2 separate regions of the Homo sapiens genome follow, and region 2 is linked to region 1. A link is an interaction called in ENCODE POLR2A ChIA-PET data of the cell type or tissue named here. Cell type or tissue: A673. All regions are shown on one strand. Links, peaks and the distances in the headings refer to the core of each region. The heading gives the core; the rest is flanking DNA.

What was found. ChIA-PET counts read pairs that join two places held together with the same protein. Peaks named below come from ENCODE experiments on the same cell type or tissue, not always from the same donor. Only the 100,000 strongest peaks of a DNase experiment are listed, where the experiment ranks them.
Region 2: POLR2A ChIA-PET joins it to region 1 with 9 read pairs; 3 of 35 experiments call an interaction of 5 or more read pairs at or near these places.

What each region holds. Positions count from the first base shown.
Region 1 is chr12:122,410,569-122,416,532 of GRCh38, forward strand. The region is part of intron 1 of CLIP1 (CAP-Gly domain containing linker protein 1); the gene reads right to left. Among named protein-coding and RNA genes, the nearest start is that of CLIP1, 9.1 kb to the right of the region's middle. RefSeq lists enhancers at 5,568-5,627, 5,668-5,787. In A673, for the core only: no CTCF peak of the experiment used is centred there; DNase peaks (open chromatin) are centred at 2,573 and 3,113; H3K4me3 peaks cover 924 bases; H3K27ac peaks cover 3,381 bases.
Region 2 is chr12:122,039,441-122,045,404 of GRCh38, forward strand. It overlaps BCL7A (BAF chromatin remodeling complex subunit BCL7A), which reads left to right. Exons shown (of 6, transcript NM_001024808.3): 4 at 4,446-4,613. Among named protein-coding and RNA genes, the nearest start is that of BCL7A, 21 kb to the left of the region's middle. In A673, for the core only: no CTCF peak of the experiment used is centred there; no DNase peak of the experiment used is centred there.

The sequences.
Region 1 (5,964 bases), core at 312-5,311:
CTGCCTCAGCCTCCCGAGTAGCTGGGATTACAGGCACGTGCCACCACACCCAGCTAATTTTCGTATTTTTAGTAGAGACAGGGTTTTGCCATGTTGGCCAGGCTGGTCTCGAACTCCTGACCTCAAGTGATCTGCCCACCTCAGCCTCCCAAAGTGCTGGGATTACAGGCGTGAGCCACCACATCCGGCCTTATAAGTAATATTTTGAAGGTAAAAAGAAAAAGATAACAGGTTTGTTTCTCCAAAGAAGCTATACAAACGGCCAATAAGCACATGAAAGGATGTTCAATATTACTAGCCACCAGGTAAATACAAATCAAAATCACGATGAGATACCACACTGCACACTCACTAGGATGACTATAATCAAAAAGACATAGAAGTGCTGGTGAGGATTTGGACAAGCTGAACCTCATTCATTGCTGGTGGTACAACCACTTTGGAAAACAGTATTGTACTGCCTCAAAAGGTAGAGTTCGCATATGACCCAGCAATTCTATAACATTCTTAGGTATAGGCCCAACATAAAAGCAAGCATATGTCTACACAAAAAATTAGACACAAGAGCCAGGCATAGTGGCTTACGCCTGTAATCCCAGCACTTTGGGAGGCTGAGGTGGGCGGATCACCTGAGGTCAGGAGTTTGAGACAAGCCCAGGCAACATGGCGAAACCCTGTCTCTACTAAAACTATAAAAATTAACTGGGTGTGGTGGCAGGCGCCTGTAATCCCAGCTATTGGGGAGGCTGAGGCAGGAGATTTGCTTCAACCCAGGAGGTGGAGGTTGCAATGAGCCGAGATCACGCCATTGCACTCCAGCCTGGGAGACAAGGGCGAAACTCCATCTCAAAAACAAAAACAAAAAATTTATACATGAATGCTCACAGCAGCAGTATTCATGAGACAAAAAGTAGAAACAATCCAAAGGTTCATCAAGTGATGAAGAGACACAATGTGGTATTGGGGTATATCTACACAACAGAATATTACTCAACCATAAAAAGGAATCAAGGGCAGATGCATGCCACAACATGGAGGAACCCTGAAAACACTATGTTAAGCGAAGGAAGCCAGTCATAATGTATGATTCCCTTTATAAGAAATGTCCAGAATAAACAAATCTGTAGAGACGAGAGTAGATTTGCCATGTTGCCCAGGCTGGCATCAAACTCCTGGCCTCCTGCCTAGGGCTGGGAAAGTTGGCAGAAATAAGGAGTGACTGCTAATGGATACATGATTTCTTCTGGGGATGACAAAAATATATTAAAACTTACTTTTCCAAATGGGAGAAAAGGAAAAAAAATGAAAATATAATAAAACTGATAATGGTGATGGGTGCATAACTGCGAATATACTAAAAAACCACTGAATTGTATACTTTAAGTTACTAAACTGTATGGCATATGAATTATATCTCAATAAAGCTGTTATTTTTTAAAAAACTGGTGTACTTAGCAGTTTTCCTACTTACTATCTACAACCAGTTATTTTCTTTTTTTTTTTTTTTTTTTTTTTTAAGAGACAGGCTCTCACTCTGACACCCAAGCTGGAGTGCAATGGCACAATCATGGCTTACTGCAGCCTCAACCTCCTGGGCTCAAGGAATCCTCCCACCTCAGCCTCCTGAGTAGCTGAGACCACAGGTACACAACCATCCCTGGCTAACTTTTGTTTTTGTAGAAATGGAGTTTTGCCATGTTGCCCTGAGCTCACGGGATCCATCCACTTCAGCCTCCCAAAGTGCTGGGATTACAGGGGTGAGCCACCACACCTGGCCAAAAAAATTTTTTAATAAGAAGACTGAGGCCAGGCGTGGTGGCTCACCCCTGTAATCCCAGCACTTTGGAAGGCTGAGGTGGGCGGATTTCATGAGGTCATCAGTTTGAGACCAGCCTGGCCAACATGGCGAAACCCCGTCTCTACTAAAAATACAAAAATTAGACGGGCAAGGTGGCACGTGTTTGTAATCTCAGCTACTCAAGAGGCTGAGGCAGGAGAATCATTTGAACTCGGTAGGCGGAGGTTGCAGTGAGTCAAGATCACGCCACTGCACTCCAGCCTGGGTGACAGAGCGAGACTCCGTCTCTAAAAAACAAAAAAAAACCAAAGTACATACTCTAAAGTATCAAAAAGATTCCTCTGGGCAGTAGCATCATGGATAATTTGTTTTTTTCTGTGTTTTTGTATCTATGCAAATTTTATAATTTATACAATTAACCTACATATTTTAAGAAGAGAACATTATGTTACTAAAATGTAAAGCCCATCTTAAAACTAATACATAAAGAAAAAAATAAACCTGAGACCCTAAAAAAAACTTCACTGGAAAACATTTTCTAAAATCTAAACTTGACTAGATTCTCAAGATGACAACCTAAGCAAGCTACGTATCCCTTTCAACAGAAACTAGTCACATGGTTTCATGTAATAAAGACACCCACTTTTCAGAAACCCAGGCAATAAGTTTTCTTTCACTTAGGCTATAAAAAAAATCACCCTGCTTATAAAGTTTATTTACGGTCTAGAAAGGAAAAGTCTAAATAGGTCCCTTCCTGCTTTAAGGTATTAGAACATAATGTCTCTAATAAAAAGTCATTATATGGGGTAAATCAGGAAGAGAGAGGAGGCAAGAGGTCAAAGGCCTTGATTAAAAGATTTTCAGGAAAACATCCCTACTGACTCTTATCTTTCCTGAGAAGAGGGGGAGAATATGCCAAATATTTCACTACAATACTTGAGTAAAAGAAGGGATTTTTAGAATCGGGGGGAAAAAGACTTATTATATTGCCTCCCTTTATACATCAAACCCAAGTTTTGGATGATTTGCACACCCTGAACATCTGGATCTTCTGGGCCTTAACTTCGGAGAAGATATTATAAATCAAGGACTCGGCAATTTTAAGTGTTAAAAAGGGGCAGAGTTAAACTGGGATCTATCCAAATCATACTTAGACATAAGTAAGCAAAGGAGCAAACAAACACCAAACTGCTTAATTCAAGTCGGAAGTATTTTAGAGCTTACGCTTATAGAAAACATTAGGGCAGCAAAATGTCTGCCTGTAGTCTCATTAGCATTCCTGCAAAGAGGTGGATGAGAATAAACTTCCCCAGGGTAAGAGACACCAAGGAGGGTTCCCAATAGGGATTCTGTAATATGACTACTTCCTCTTTTGAGAGATTTTGAAAGCATACTTTTAAGATTTTGTTGCTGAACCACAATAAATAGACAATTAAAAAGTAGACCCACCCATTGAGTTAGTGCTAGTGGAATATGTCCTTCTGGAAGTGCCATATGGAGATTAAAAGAAAAAAAAAAAAAGCTCTTTACTCATTGTGGCCAAGATTCCTTGGTACTTGGTGCCAGGGCCAGGATATTACCCCAGATGTCCTAGCCAAATTCAAGGTTGGCTAATTACACTCTGACAAACTACAAGCAACAAAAAAAGTCTCCCTCTGTTCCCTTGATTGAAACCTGAAGAGGTCACTCTTCCTTGAAATTGTTTTTATTTTTTAATTTTGATTGAATTGTACACTTTAATATGTGTACTTTGGTTTTGGGGGTTTGTTTTTTGTTTGTTTGTTTTTTTTGAGACAGGGTCTCACTCTGTTGTCCAGCTTGGAGTGCAGTGGCGTGAACACAGCTCACTGTAGCCTCCTGGGATCAGATTTCTTGGGTTTAAGAGATCCTCCTGCCTCAGCCTCCCAAGTAGGTGGGACTACAGGCATGTATCATCATATTCAGCTAGTTTTTTTAAGTTTTTGTAGAGACGGAAGTCTCAATGTGTTGCCCAGGCTGATCTCAAACTCCTGGACTCAAGCGATCCTCCTGCCTTACTCTCCCAAAGTGCTGGGATTATAGACATGAGCCACTGCACCTGGCCAAATATCTGTTTTGTTTTGTTGTTTCTTTTTTGAGACGGAGTTTCTATCTTTTTGCCCAGGCTGGAGTGCAATGGCGCAATCTCAGCTCACTGCAACCTCCACCTCAAAGGTTCAAGTGATTCTCCTGCCTCAGTCTCCCAAGTAGGTGGGATTACAGGCACCTGCCACCATGCCTGGTTAATTTTTTGTATTTTTAGAAGAGACGGGGTTTCACCATGTTGGCCAGGATGGTCTTGATCTCTTGACCTTGTGATGCACCCGCCTCGGCCTCCCAAAGTGCTGGGATTTACAGGCATGAGCCACCACGCCCAGCCCAAAATTCTTGTACAGTACCATCGGTCATTATGGTTTCCCTTAAGAGTGCATTGTAACTCAAATGCCAACTTAAAGCATACGGATTCTTTGAGTTCCGCCTATATGGGAAACACATTATGTATATTAAAAATGCTAAAAAAAAATTAGCTGGGCATGGTGGCGCATGCCTATAATCCCAGCTACTCAGGAGGCTGAGGCATGAGAATCCTCTGAACCCAGGAGGTGGAGGCTGCAGTGAGTCAAGATTACACCAGTACACTCCAGCCTCGGCGACGGAGTGAGACTCTGTCTCAAAAAATAATAATAATAAATAATTTTTTAAAAAAACATAAGACGCTGTTAATAGTTTAAAGCCTCCCTAAACAGCTATCTAAAAACTCGTATCTTGGCAAATACTGACGACTGACACTGCTTTCCAATTAAGATTGAAAAGTGGCTGGGCGCAGTGGCTCACGCCTGTAATCCCAGCACTTTGGGAGGCAGAGGCGGGCGGATCACGAGGTCAGGAGATCAAGACCATCCTGGCCAACACAGTGAAACCCCATCTCTACTAAAAATACAAAAAAATTAGCCGGGTGTGGTGGCGGGCGCCTGTAGTCCCAGCTACTCGGGAGGCTGAGGCAGGAGAATGCCGTGAACCTGGGAGGCGGAGCTTGCAGTGAGCCGAGATGGCGCCACTGCACTCCAGCCTGGGCGACAGAGTGAGACTCCATCTCAAAAAAAAAAAAAAAAAAAAGTGTTATCTAAAGTTTTCTATTAAACATAGATTTTGGCTAGGCACAGTGGCTCACGCCTGTAATCCCACCACTTTGGGAGGCCAAGGCGGGTGGATCACCTGAGGTCAGGAGTTTGAGACCAACCTGGCCAAAATGGTGAAACACTGTTTCTACTAAAAATGCAAAAATCAGCCGTGCGTGGTGGAGTGTGCCTGTAATCCCAGCTACTCAAGAGGCTGAGGCAGGAGAATTGCTTGAACCCGGGAGGCAGAGGTTGCAGTGAGCTAAGATCGTGCCACTGCACTCCAGCTTGAGTGACAGAGGGAGACTCCATCTCAAAAAAAAACCCATAGATTTTGAACTATAAAACTTTAAGACTAAAAAGGACGGCTTTGTTACAAGGTGCGCAATTCCAGGAAAAAGCTATATACACCAATATCAAGTTATCAGGCCTCCCAAAGTTAAGCAAGATCCTGGGCCTGGCACGGTGGCTCATGCCTGTAATCCCAGCACTGTGGGAGGCTGAGGTGGGTGCATCATGAGGTCAGGAGTTCAAGACCAGCCTGGCCAAGATGGTGAAACCCTGTCTCTACTAAAAACACAAAAACTATCTGGGCGTGGTGGCAGGCGCCTGTAATCCCAGCTACTCAGGAGGCTGAGGCAGAGAATCGCTTGAACCCGGGAGGCAGAGGTTGCAGTGAGCCAAGATAGCGCCACTGCTCTCCAGCCTGGGTGATAGAAAAAAAAAGTCCTGAACAGTCCTGAACAGATGGATAGAAATAGGAAAGTATACACTCAATAGCACATCTGAACATCAAGTACTGGGCTGGCCTTTGTGCCATTGCCAAGGTATTCTGTACATTACTTAAAATAACCTAAACTGGGCTCAATTTCTATTCACTAGCTGTGTGGACTTTTAGGCAAATTAGGGAAATTCTTTGAGCCTCATTTTCCCCCATATCTTTATCTTCATCAAAATCATTAATAACATGACATAGTCAGCACAGTAGTACAAGCCTACAGTCCCAGCTACTGGGGAGGTTGAGATGAG
Region 2 (5,964 bases), core at 473-5,472, 370 kb before region 1:
GCACCACTGCATTCCACTCTGGGCAACAGAGCAAGACCCCATCTCTTAAATATATATATATATATAATATATATATTATATATATTATATAATATAATATATAATATAATTATAGTAAATATTTTATTTTGGGCCAGGTGTGGTGGCTCATGCCTGTCATCCCAGCACTTTAGGAGGCCGAGATGGGAGGATCATTTGAAGTCAGGAGTTGGAGACCAGCCTGGTCTCTATGGTAAAATCCCATCTCTACTAAAAATACAAAAATTATTGGGTGTGGTGGCACACGCCTGTAATCCCAGCTACTTGGGAGGCTGAGGCAGGAGAATCACTTGAACCTGGAGGCAAAGGTTGCAGTGAGCTGAGATCATGCCACTGCATTCCAGCCTGGGCGACAGAGCAAGACTCCATAAAAAAAAAAAATTATTTTACTGTATTCAAAAATAGAGACAGGGTCTTGCTATGTTGCCCAGGCTGTTTCCAAACTCCTGAGTTCAAGCAATCCTCCTCCCTCAACCTCCCAAAGTGCTGGGAGTATAGGCATGATCCACTGTGCCCAGCCTATAATAAAAATTTTAAAAACCTTGGCATGTTAACAGCTCACATTTATGAAACCGTCACAATGTGCCAAGTATTGTGCTAAGCCCGTTACATCATTGCCTCATTTGAGTCTAATAACCAACCGCATTTTACAGATGGAGAAACTAAGGCCCAGTGAGGTGAAGTAACATGCATGGTTAGCAAGTTCATAACTTCCAGTGCCATTGATGGCATTTGAGGTTGGTTCTTTGAAGACAGAATCCAGGTTTGTGGCTGGCCGTGGTGGCTCACACCCATAATCCTAGGACTTTGGGAGGCCAAGTTGTGAGGATCGTTTAAGGTCAGGAGTTGGAGAGCAGCCTGGCCAAACAATGGTGAAACCCCATCTCTACTAAAAATACAAAAATTAGCCGGGCATGGTGGTGGGCACCTGTAATCCCAGCTACTCGGGAGGCTGAGGCAGGAAAATCCCTTGAATCGGGAAGGGGAGGTTGCAGTGAGCCAAGATTGCACCACTGCACTCCAGCCTGGGCAAGAGAGTGAGGCCGTGTCTCCAAAAAAAAAAAAAAAAAACCAAAAGATCCAGATTTGTGACCTGGATAAACTCTCCAGAAAAATCTAGGATGCTGAACAAACCAGGTCCCCAGACACAGGTGCCCTGTTGACTTTCTGATTTTCATTTTAGTGCACGTGCAGCCGAAAGCCAGTCAGACTGCAGAGTGTGTAAATGGGAAGGTCAGGGAAAGGTGTGGGCCGGGCAAGTTTTCTGGAAGGCTTCAAGTGGGAGGATGGGTACAGCAGGGGATGAAGGAGAGGGCGGTGCCCCGGGCCCTTTAGTCCACAAGACTCAGCTGAAGTTAGCCCAAGTATCAGGGTCACGCTGTTACCAGGCTACCAGGCTAGACCAGACGTTAAACATTAGTGCTCATTGTCATTCATTAACAGAGCCTCAGGAACCTACGGGGCCAGCCTCTTGCGCGTGTGCTTGCCATAGGAAGGAAGTCTAGTTTTTCTCAAGGGAGAAATCGGGGAGCACACATCCTTCTTTTTTTTTTTTAAGTCCCAGAATTCACAAGAGGATGCTTTTGTGTAACGAGCACCCCAGAGTACAGTTAAAATCAGATCCAGGTTACCCGTGTGGGGCCGCCTGACTGCCTGGTGCTTCCTCGGCAGGTTGAGGTAGAGGAGGGGCGTGGGGCTGGGAGTTGGGCAGATGGGTCCGGCAAGTGGCTCTGCTGCTCCCAGCCTCAGTTTCCCCCTCCGGAAAGTGAAGGTGGTAACGGTGCCTTTCCAACGGGTTGTGGGGAGGATTCCACGAGGTGTCCATAAATGCTTCTGCCCAGTGCCTGGCATGGTGGCAGGTGCCCAGGTCTGTTGGGGTGTCTCTGTCTCTTTCTCATGTTTACAAAAGTGGCCATCGCCCCGGGTGCAGCATGGCCCCCAGAAAGGCTGCTTTGGTTTTGAAACCTCCACTTGGGTCTCTGCTGTTTAAAACGACTCTCCTAGGTTGGGCACAGTGGCTCAGGCCTATGATCTCAGTGCTTTGGGAGGCCAAGACAGGAGGATCACTTGAGCCCAGGGGTCCAAGACAGCCTGGGCAACATAGTGAGACCCCATCTCTACAAAAAACTTAAAAATTAGCCAGATGCAGTGGCACATGCCTGTGGCCCCAGCTACTCAGGAGGCAGAGGCAGGAGGATGGCTTGAGCCTAGGAGTTCGAGGCTGCAGTGAGCTATGATTGTGCTGCTGTACTCCAGCCTGGGCAACAGAGCAAGACCCTGTCTCTAAAAATAAAAAATACATAAATGGCTGGGTGTGGTGGCTTACTCCTGTAATCCCAGCACTTTGGGAGGTTGAAGCGGGCAGATCACCTGAGGTCAGGAGTTCAAGAGCAAGCCTGACCAACATGGCGAAACCCCGTCTCTACTAAAAAATAATAAAAACAAAAGTTAACTGGGCATGTTGGTGCATGCCTGTAATCCCAGCTACCTGGGAGGCTGAGGCATGAGAATCGCTTGAACCAGGAGGTGGAGATTATAGTGAGCCGAGATCGCGCCACCGCACTCCAGCCTGGGTGACAGACTCCATCTCAAAAAAATAAATAGAGTGACTCTGTGCCTGAGAAGGGGGTGCAGGACAAGGGGAGGTGCAGCCCGGGCCCCAGCTCTGCCCCCAGCCCAACTGTAAATGCCATTGCCCAATTACCCCTTCTCTTTCTTCTTTGTATTGTGAAGGGTTTTGTTGTCAAGAACAGTAGAGAGAGGAATACGATCCCCCTGTACACTCCACCTTGATTTTCATGAACACGGTGCCACATTTGTCTCATCTATTTTTTCAATGTGTTAGATTTTTGTAATTAAAATATAATTCACATATAAAAAATACACAGCTAGTGGCCGGGTGTGATGGCTCACACCTGTAATCCCAGCACTTTGGTAGGCTGAGGTGGGCAGATCACCTGAGGCCAAGAGTTCGAGACCAGGCTGGCCAACATGGAGAAACCCGTCTCTACTAAAAAATACAAAACTCAGCCAGGTATGGTGGCAGGCGCCTGTAATCTACTTGGGAGGCTGAGGCAGGAGTATTGCTTGAACCCAGGAGGTGGAGGTTGCAGCGAGCCCAGATCGCGCCATTGCACTCCAATTTGGGCGACAGAGCAAGACTCCATCTCAAAAAAAAAAAAAAAAAGTGTAAAAGTTCAGGGAGTCCTGACAGTGGCCGGCAGCCTGCACTGAAGTATTTTCTGGTAAATTTCCCTGCCTCATGACATTCAAGTCTGCACCTAAACGTCATAGCATGCATTGCTGAAAATATGACGTTTCTACATACCCACTGTCCCATGATCACTTCTAACTAAATTAACAACAGTTCCTTAATAGCTTTTAAAACCCAGACCATATTCAAATTCCCCAATTGTTCCAAAGTGTTACAGCTGGCACGTTTGAAACAGGATCCAAATCATTTCCATACATCATATTTAGTCGAGTCTCCTAGCTTTCTTTATTCTAAAGTCATCTCCCCTCCCCCAACTTTTTTTTTTTTTTAAATATGATACTGACTTTAAGGGAGTGGACCACGTGTCCCGTGGAATATGCCACCTCCCGCTGTCTCTCTCTCCCTTTTATTTCCTATCAAGTGGAACTCAGCTCCAGGCTGGATGCAGTCAGACAGAACGCCTTGGCAATCCCGCCTCACGGACCATGCCGTGTCTTCTGTATCGCTTCCCTGCCAGACACACAAGACGTCTGGTTTCTACACCCAGAATGAGGCCTCAAATGTCCCCCCAGGATTTTAAATATGTTAGGCCACCATCCCCAGCTGGCTGCCTCCAGACGCAGGGTACAGTTGGCTCAGTGTGGGGAAGGTCAGGCCAGTGCCGGAATTCTTTGCCTCTCTGGACACATGGGATGGCTGTGGTGCTTGGGTGGGTGGGTGGGTGGGGGTCAGGGGGCGGGAGTGAGCTCAGGGGTCCCAGGAGGAGGCGTATCCAGTATCCAGACCCCTACCACACGGCCGGGTGCAGTGGCTCAACGCCTGTAATCCCACCACTTTGGGAGGCCGAGGCAGGAGGATTACCTGAGGTCAGGAGTTCGAGACGGGTCTGGCCAACATGGTGAAACCCCATCTCTACTAAAAATACAAAATTAGCCAGGCGTGGTGGCAAGTACCTGTAATCCCAGCTACTCGGGAGGTGGAGGCAGTGAGCCAAGATTGCACCACGGTCCTCCAGCCTGGTTGACAGAGCGAGATCCGTCTCAAAAAAAAAAAAAACGGTAACCAGACCCCTCCCCGGGAGAGCTGCCATGGGGTTCCGGGCATTGAGGCACAGGGATGCTGAGCCCTCTGACCTACCCGTCCTTGGCAGCTGTGGGATTTCATCCTGTGGTTCTGTTCCCACCCCCTACAGACGATAACAGCAACCAGAGCTCCATCGCAGATGCCTCCCCCATCAAACAGGAGAACAGCAGCAACTCCAGCCCCGCTCCAGAGCCCAACTCGGCTGTGCCCAGCGACGGCACCGAGGCCAAGGTGGATGAGGCCCAGGCTGATGGGAAGGAGCACCCAGGAGCTGAAGGTATGTGGCCTCTGGAGGTGGGGCTCTGACGGCCTCCCTGTAACCGGCCTTCAGGCAGTCTGTGGCTAGGTGTTCCAGGAGGCCCTGTCATGTGCCAGCCCCAGCAAGGAGACAGTAAAGAGAGGTGACACCTGGAGTACATGGTCTCGTGGGGGAATTAAAAAAATCAGACAGGCCAGGTGCAGTGGCTCATGCCTGTAATCCCTGCACTTTAGGAGGCCAAGGTGTGAGGACTGCTTGAGCCTAGGAGTTCAAGACCAGCCTGGGCAACATAGCAAGACCTCATCTCTACCAAAAAAAAAAAAATAGCCAAGTGTGGTGGCACACACCTGTGATCCAGCTACTCAGGAGGCCGAGGTCGGAGGATCACTTGAGCACAGGAGGTCAAGACTACTACAGTGAGCCATGATCATGCCTCCGCACTCCAGCCTGGGTGACAATAAGACCCTGTCTCAATAATAAGTAAATAAATAAAAATCAAACAATTGGCCAGGCATGGTGGCTCACACCTATAATCCTAATGCTTTGGAAGGCTGAAGCAGGAGGATCACTTGAGGCCAAGAGTTTGAGACCAGCCTGGATAGCATAGCAAGACCCTGTCTCTACAAAAAAATGCTTTAAGATGAGCTGGGCATGGTGGCATGTGCCTGTGGTCCCAGCTACTCAAGAGGCTGAGGCGGGAGTATCCCTTGAGCTCAGGAGTTGGAGGCTGCAGTGAGCCGTGATCACACAACTGAACTCCAGCCTGGGTGACAGAGTGAGACCCTGGCTCAAAATATAATTATATTAATAAATTTTAAATGTATTTAAAAATCAGACAACCTAGTATTAGGAAGATAAGTGTGGCAGAGAATTATAAAGTAGGAAAGGGGTGGGGGGTCTTGCTGAATGACCTGGAGAGTTGCAGTTTTAAATGGGGTGGTCGGGGCGGCCTTTGAATAAGACAAGGCTCAAACTGGGCGACTGAGCAAGCCATGTGGGGATCTGGGAGGAGAGCAGTGTGGGCAGAGGTAAGAGTGAGTGAGGAGCTGGAAAATAAGATGGGCACCAGGCGCGGTGGCTCACGCCTGTAATCCCAGCACTTTGGGAGGCCGAGGCAGGCGGATCACTTGAGGTCAGGAGTTCAAGACCAGCCTGGCCAACACGGTGAAACCCTGTCTCTACTAAAAATACAAAAATTAGCAGAGTGTGGTGGCATGTGCCTGTAATTCCAGCTAGTCAGGAGGCTGAGGCAAGAGAATCACTTGAACCCAGGAGGCGGAGGTTGCAGTGAGCCGAAATTGTGCCATTGCACTCCAGTCTGGGCGATAGAGCAAGACTCTGTCTCAGAAAAATTTTAAAAAGTTAATAA